Regions from separate parts of the Homo sapiens genome. Here region 1 is linked to region 2. A link is a loop called in an ENCODE intact Hi-C map of the cell type or tissue named here. Cell type or tissue: B cell. All regions are shown on one strand. Each heading gives the region's core, and the rest is flanking DNA. Links, peaks and the distances in the headings are about the cores only.

The links. A loop is a pair of places that touch in the nucleus more often than their neighbours do. Peaks named below come from ENCODE experiments on the same cell type or tissue, not always from the same donor. Only the 100,000 strongest peaks of a DNase experiment are listed, where the experiment ranks them.
Region 1: it touches region 2 in a loop (10-fold over the local background); 2 of 110 quality-filtered maps call a loop at or near these places.

What each region holds. Positions count from the first base shown.
Region 1 is chr5:124,703,319-124,706,134 of GRCh38, reverse strand. The region is part of intron 2 of ZNF608 (zinc finger protein 608); the gene reads left to right. Among named protein-coding and RNA genes, the nearest start is that of ZNF608, 42 kb to the left of the region's middle. In B cell, for the core only: no CTCF peak of the experiment used is centred there; a DNase peak (open chromatin) is centred at 1,104; H3K4me3 peaks cover 1,442 bases; H3K27ac peaks cover 1,086 bases; H3K27me3 peaks cover 333 bases.
Region 2 is chr5:124,901,287-124,904,102 of GRCh38, reverse strand. No RefSeq gene overlaps it. Among named protein-coding and RNA genes, the nearest start is that of ZNF608, 160 kb to the right of the region's middle. In B cell, for the core only: no CTCF peak of the experiment used is centred there; a DNase peak (open chromatin) is centred at 1,622; H3K4me3 peaks cover 872 bases; H3K27ac peaks cover 1,417 bases.

The sequences.
Region 1 (2,816 bases), core at 20-2,519, 200 kb after region 2:
CACGCTACTTTTTGCTCTCAGGCCACCATGAAAGTTCCTTTGGTTGTAGTTCTACAATTATCCTTGTAATTTTGCTATATTTGTATGATTATCTGACCAGTGTCACAGTCTTGCCCACTACACAGTCAGTCCAGAAGGGCAGGGACCTGGTCTGTTTGGGCCACTCTTGTTCTAGCAGGTTGCACGGTGCCTGGCAAATGGCAGGTGTGTAGTAATTATTGGGTGGATGTGTGATAAGAGTTGAGGTGAGCTGACTGTTAGGGCAGCAGTGCATGAGAAAAAGCTGCAACTAGAGATTAGGAGGAGGAGATTCTGTAGTAGTACGGGACTCATCAGGGCCTTCATGGTGATCCCATCATTGCCATAAAATTGTAAAATGGAGGTGGGTTAAGCCAGTTGACTGCTGCCAGATGTCAGTGTATGAAAGAAGCAGTATTTCCCCAGGCTGAGCTTCTCAAGGTTAAGCCCCCTTTCTTGTATTTTTAACATACTTTAATTGCACTTAACCATGCATTTGGAGGGGATTATAGATTTATGTTAAATATAGTAGGATATAAAAAGGAGCTTTGGAAGGTTGGGTGCAGGGTTAGGGAACTATAATATCAGACCAGGGACTTTTAAGCCAGTGTTTACTGACCTAAGCACTATGCTGAGCATTCACTTTGCACGGATTATCTCACTGAGTCTTCACTGCAACGCTTGTGGGGGTAATTGTTATTATTACTCCCATTTCTTAGAACTAGACACTGAGTCTTAGAGAAGAGAAGCGCGGTAACTTGCTCAGGGTTCCACACAGCAAGTACTGACAGGGTCAGCATTTGAACCCAATTCTGTCTGCTAACAGAACCAGAGGTTCAAGTCCTGGTATGCTGCCTCCTCACTGGAGGGAGTCCTTGTGGAAACTGTTGCCACCCTCTGCCTTAATGACCTTCATTGGCTGAAGAAATTATGGTTCAGTGTATGGATCACTGACCTGAGAAACCAGGGTGCAGTGGAGTTGATCTTTTGTATAAGGCAAAAATAACTACTGAAAATGCTTTAAAATCCTCCTTTACATATGATACATGTGACTTCACGTTTGACACTGAGATACACAAGAGAACTGAAACCTTTTGGGGGGAAATTCTTACCTAGCAGAAAGAATTGGCCACACTCTTTGAATTACTTCCCTTCCACCCTTCTTCTGTTTCCCAGTGTATGTTGAACTCCTGTCAATTTTCTGCTTGTGGGATGCCATCGTTTTATGTGTACCTAGGCTGCCACTAGAGACAGCTTATTACACTTGTACAAATATGGGCCACAGTTTTCTCTCGACTGAGTAGGTTGGGCTAGGCGACATTCTGTGATTGTTTCAGGCAGAGGGTGGAAGCACAAACTCCAGCATTCTCTGGTTGGGCAAGTCACGTGGCAAGGCTGCAGTGAAGCTCAGTTCTGTCAGTTGATGCCATGAGGAATGTGGGCCCAGGAGAGCACATAATCCAATAATTATTTTACGAAATAGGAGAAATTTAAATTCTTTCCTAATTTATTAAAGTGTTGCTAAAAAAAACTGGAATGTTTTAAAAAGTAACATACCTGCCAAATAAAAACACCTCTGGGAGTGGCTGTAATCCCCACCTGCAAATCCTGTTCTTGCTGGCGACCTCTAAGGAAGAGGGGCCTATGGTAGACCACACGGGGAGACTTTGTGCTCCACCTCCTCCCCAATCCCGACATCTCACAGTGAATGGGGAGAAACTGCGATTCTCCTCTCATTTGGTTCTCCTCTCACTGGTAGTGCTGGTCTGGTACCTATGGGAGTGGCAGTTCTGAGCCACCATGAGAAGCCGATACTACAGTGAAGAAACGAAGAAATTCACTTGTGCAAGTCAAAGATGTGAACCTCAAAACAATAGTAACTGTCAGGTTTAAGCCTTAAAAGCCTTAAATAGTCTAAAGACTATTATCACATCGGAGTGCTATTTATGATTAAGTGTATATTTATAGTCAAACTCTCTGAACCTTAGCTTTCTCATTTTAAAACATGTTGAACTGGACTCAAAAGTTCTTGCTATAAATATCAGTTCAACTTTCATGTTACATTTGAATTGTGTTAATGGTAACAAACACAATTAACTTACAAGTAGGCCCAGAGTACTCTGGCTTCTCCCCTCAAGGCATCCAGATTCCATAGAAATTTGAACTTGGAAATTACATAAATATGAGAGAGAGAGAGAGGGGTGTGTGTGTGTTTCTGCATGCAAATATATCTATAGATGGAGTTATGTTGAAATAAGGATTTAGTCTAGAAGCTGTTGTGATAGGATATGTCATCAATATTAGGCGGCTGAAAAGTGCATTTGTTGTTGCTGTTGTTGTTGTTTTTAAGGGACAGGGGCTTGCTTTGTTGCCCAGGCTGTAGCGCCATGGCATGATCATAGCTCACTGCTGCCTTGAATTCTTGGGCTCAGTTGTTCCTCCCACCTCAGCCTCTCGAGTATCTGGGACTACTCGCATGCCACCATGCCTGGCTAATTTTTAAATACTTTTTTATAGGGATGGGGGTCTTGCTGTGTTGCTCAGGCTGGTCTCCAACTCCCAGCCTGAAGTGATACTCCTTCTTGGAGCTCCCACAATGTTGGGATTACAAGTGTGAGCCACTACACCTGGCCAGGAATGTGTTTTCTAGTTGAGGAAAATGGGCCTCAGAGAGGTTGAATGACTCTCCAGGGTCATAAGCTAGTTAATATCAGAGTTGGCGCCAATCCTAGTGTTAGTATGTCTTGCCACCATAACTGTCATTGCCCCATTGTGTTCTCACCTCCAAATCAGAGAAC
Region 2 (2,816 bases), core at 94-2,593:
CAGAAATAAACCTTCCAAACGTGGTGTTCTAATTTGCCTTGTACTTTTCCCATACAATTCTTCACACCCCGTCTTCGCTTAGAATTATTTGTAGACAGATCTTGGATCTGTATTCCCAGCACTTAGCACAGTGCCTCAAGCACCAGAACTAAAAAGGGGTTTGTGAATTTCACTGTCTTGTGGCAACTTTACAGCCTAACCCCACGTGGATGACTAAATGAATCAAAAAGTGAATGTATTTAGAGATTATCTGCTCTTTCTTTATTCTTCTGTGGTGAACCCTCTCTCCCACTTTTTTCTCCACTGGCTTCTAAACTGTGTCTCTTGAAGTTTGTCCGCCACCTCCCGCCCACATCATTTCCCCACAGTTGATCAGTTGACAGTAAAAAGACAGCAAGGAGGCTGATGTCTGGATGGCTGGATCATTTCTAAGCTGGGTATTTGCAGATCAGGGGTTTCCTGCACTTTGACAAGGATTTTTAAGCGAGTATGGTAAACAGAAAGTTGTAGATTGAGACTCTATAAAGGTGAATCAAAGTGTCTTTTGAAATCACTGGTTTCCCCATATCCCTATTGCCATATCCCTCATTATTCAGAGAAATTACAGAAAAGAGAGGTTAGCCTTCCAGGGTTACTAGTGATTTGCTGTGTTGACCTTTGACATGCTCTTTAATCTCTTAGGACTTTAGTATTTTCATCAATAATAATAACAACCTGTTCTAATTACATCACAGCCTTGCTAGGCAAATCATATGAGAGTAGTATATAAAAGATATACTACTATATTACTAGAACTAGATATTAAAAAAGGACTAGGTTAGCTTGTGTAAATAGCTTTTTAAATAATGAATGCTATGTGAATCAATATATTAATAATGAGAAAAATTAGATTTGCTTGAAAACAAAATGCTATTAAAAACAGGAAGAAGCCATGGGAAAAAAGTTTAATTTGTCATTATAACAGGTAAAGAATATTGCTATAGTCACCTTCATAATGCTCTGAGCTTCCTACCCTTACAGTGAACATTCAATACATTTGGAATAAAGAACACGTTTGAGATACACTATCAAATCAAAATGGTTTTCCTGGTTTGATCAGTGGTGGAAATCGAGGCTATTAATTTAATATCCACTCCTTCTCACCATGCACACTGGGTCATTATTTAACTGTGAGCAAATGGTCTAGGTGACTCTTAGCAAATCCTGAAAATATGTAATTTCCATTCCCACTACCAATTCCGATCAAGGCCATTCTGAAGTGCAGCAAATGAGTTTAAGTACAGGGTTGACACTGCACCGAGTACTGGCACTTTCTTGCTCCAGAGGAAGACAAATGTAAATGCTTGAAAAAACACAGTTGAGAGAATAATTGAAAATGCGTTCAATGTCTTCATCCTCTGAGAATATGTGTGTGCATGTGTGTATTTGTAGTTGCTCTTTCATAAAATGTGTATGTGTCTGTTTTGATTCTGAAGCTTCCCTCTGGTGTGGGTAGGTTTCACAGAGGGGTTCTGGCTTGTAAAGGTTAACCATGCAGAAATCAAGGCTTTGTGCATTTTTGCAAAGGTCACACTCATCAGCAGTTCCGGAAAGACTGCTGGGCAGGGCCATGGTAACCACCCCATGAGTGAACCATGGCTCTGGGTTTCATTTCCTTTAAGAACACCGCTACAGCCCCTGGTTGTGTCACCAAGAGATAAAGAGGCTGCTCAGTCACTTGAAATTCAATTTGTACATTACTCCAACCTAGCCCACCTCTTTCCTTCATGGTGTTTGGCAGCTGCTTGCTGGCACTCTGCATTTCAAATGCCTGAGCTGCAGGAAGCTGTTTAATAAGTGGGATAGGTTTTGATTAATGTAACAAGCTAAAAATAGACCATGATGTAATGCATATCTCAGCAGGAATCACAGAGCAAATTGGACGGTTTCAAAGGACCATGCTGCAGCAGAGAGTTTCTCTAAAGAAATATATTTATGTTTTTATAGCACCTTGAAGGGTCAAATTGTAGAATGAGTACATTTTGGACATGGAAGCTTGTCCTGTGGGTCTTTGAATAGCAATTATAGGTGACCACACAAGAAGCTCCAGAGAAAACTGGATATTTGACACTGACTCAGGTACACTAAGGGTCATCTATACTTCACCAAACACCCTGGTATTATTATTTTTAAAAACAGCAAAAGCGAATAGAAATGGTAGCAGTAAAATTCTGGCAGTATCTGTAAACTCAGTTATTTAAGTATTGCATTTAGTTTCGTCTAATGATCTAAAAGCCTCATGTAGTCCTATGTTTAAAGGCATTGATTTAAATTTCTCATTTCTTAGTGGATAAAATAATTAGAATTCATGTTGCTTGGTTTAAGAAAGACCAATGAAAAGAAAAGCAATAGACTTGTACGGCAAGATTCCCTTATATTTACTGAGAAATGGCACAATATGTAAATGAAATGTGGGATCACTTTTCTTAAGGGAGCAATAATTAAAGATTAAAAACAAAGTCTGGAATGTACTAAAAAGAAATGAAGGAAATAAATTCATTGTTTGTAATTGTTGTTTACTAAATCTATACATTGTAAGTTGCTAAAAATCACTTTGGATATTTAGTCAAAGTATGTGTGTCTGTGTATGTGTGTTGATGTGGTGTGGTGGGGGTAAGGGATGGGGGAAAATCTTCCCTTGCTATAAATGCAAATGAGTGTGTGGAAAAAATTATGTTTTTGTATTTTTCTCTACAAGTAATTTCACCTTCCCACTATGAGAATCTGTGTACTTTATAAATGGTCCCACACTCTGGTTACTGTAAAGATGTTGACTT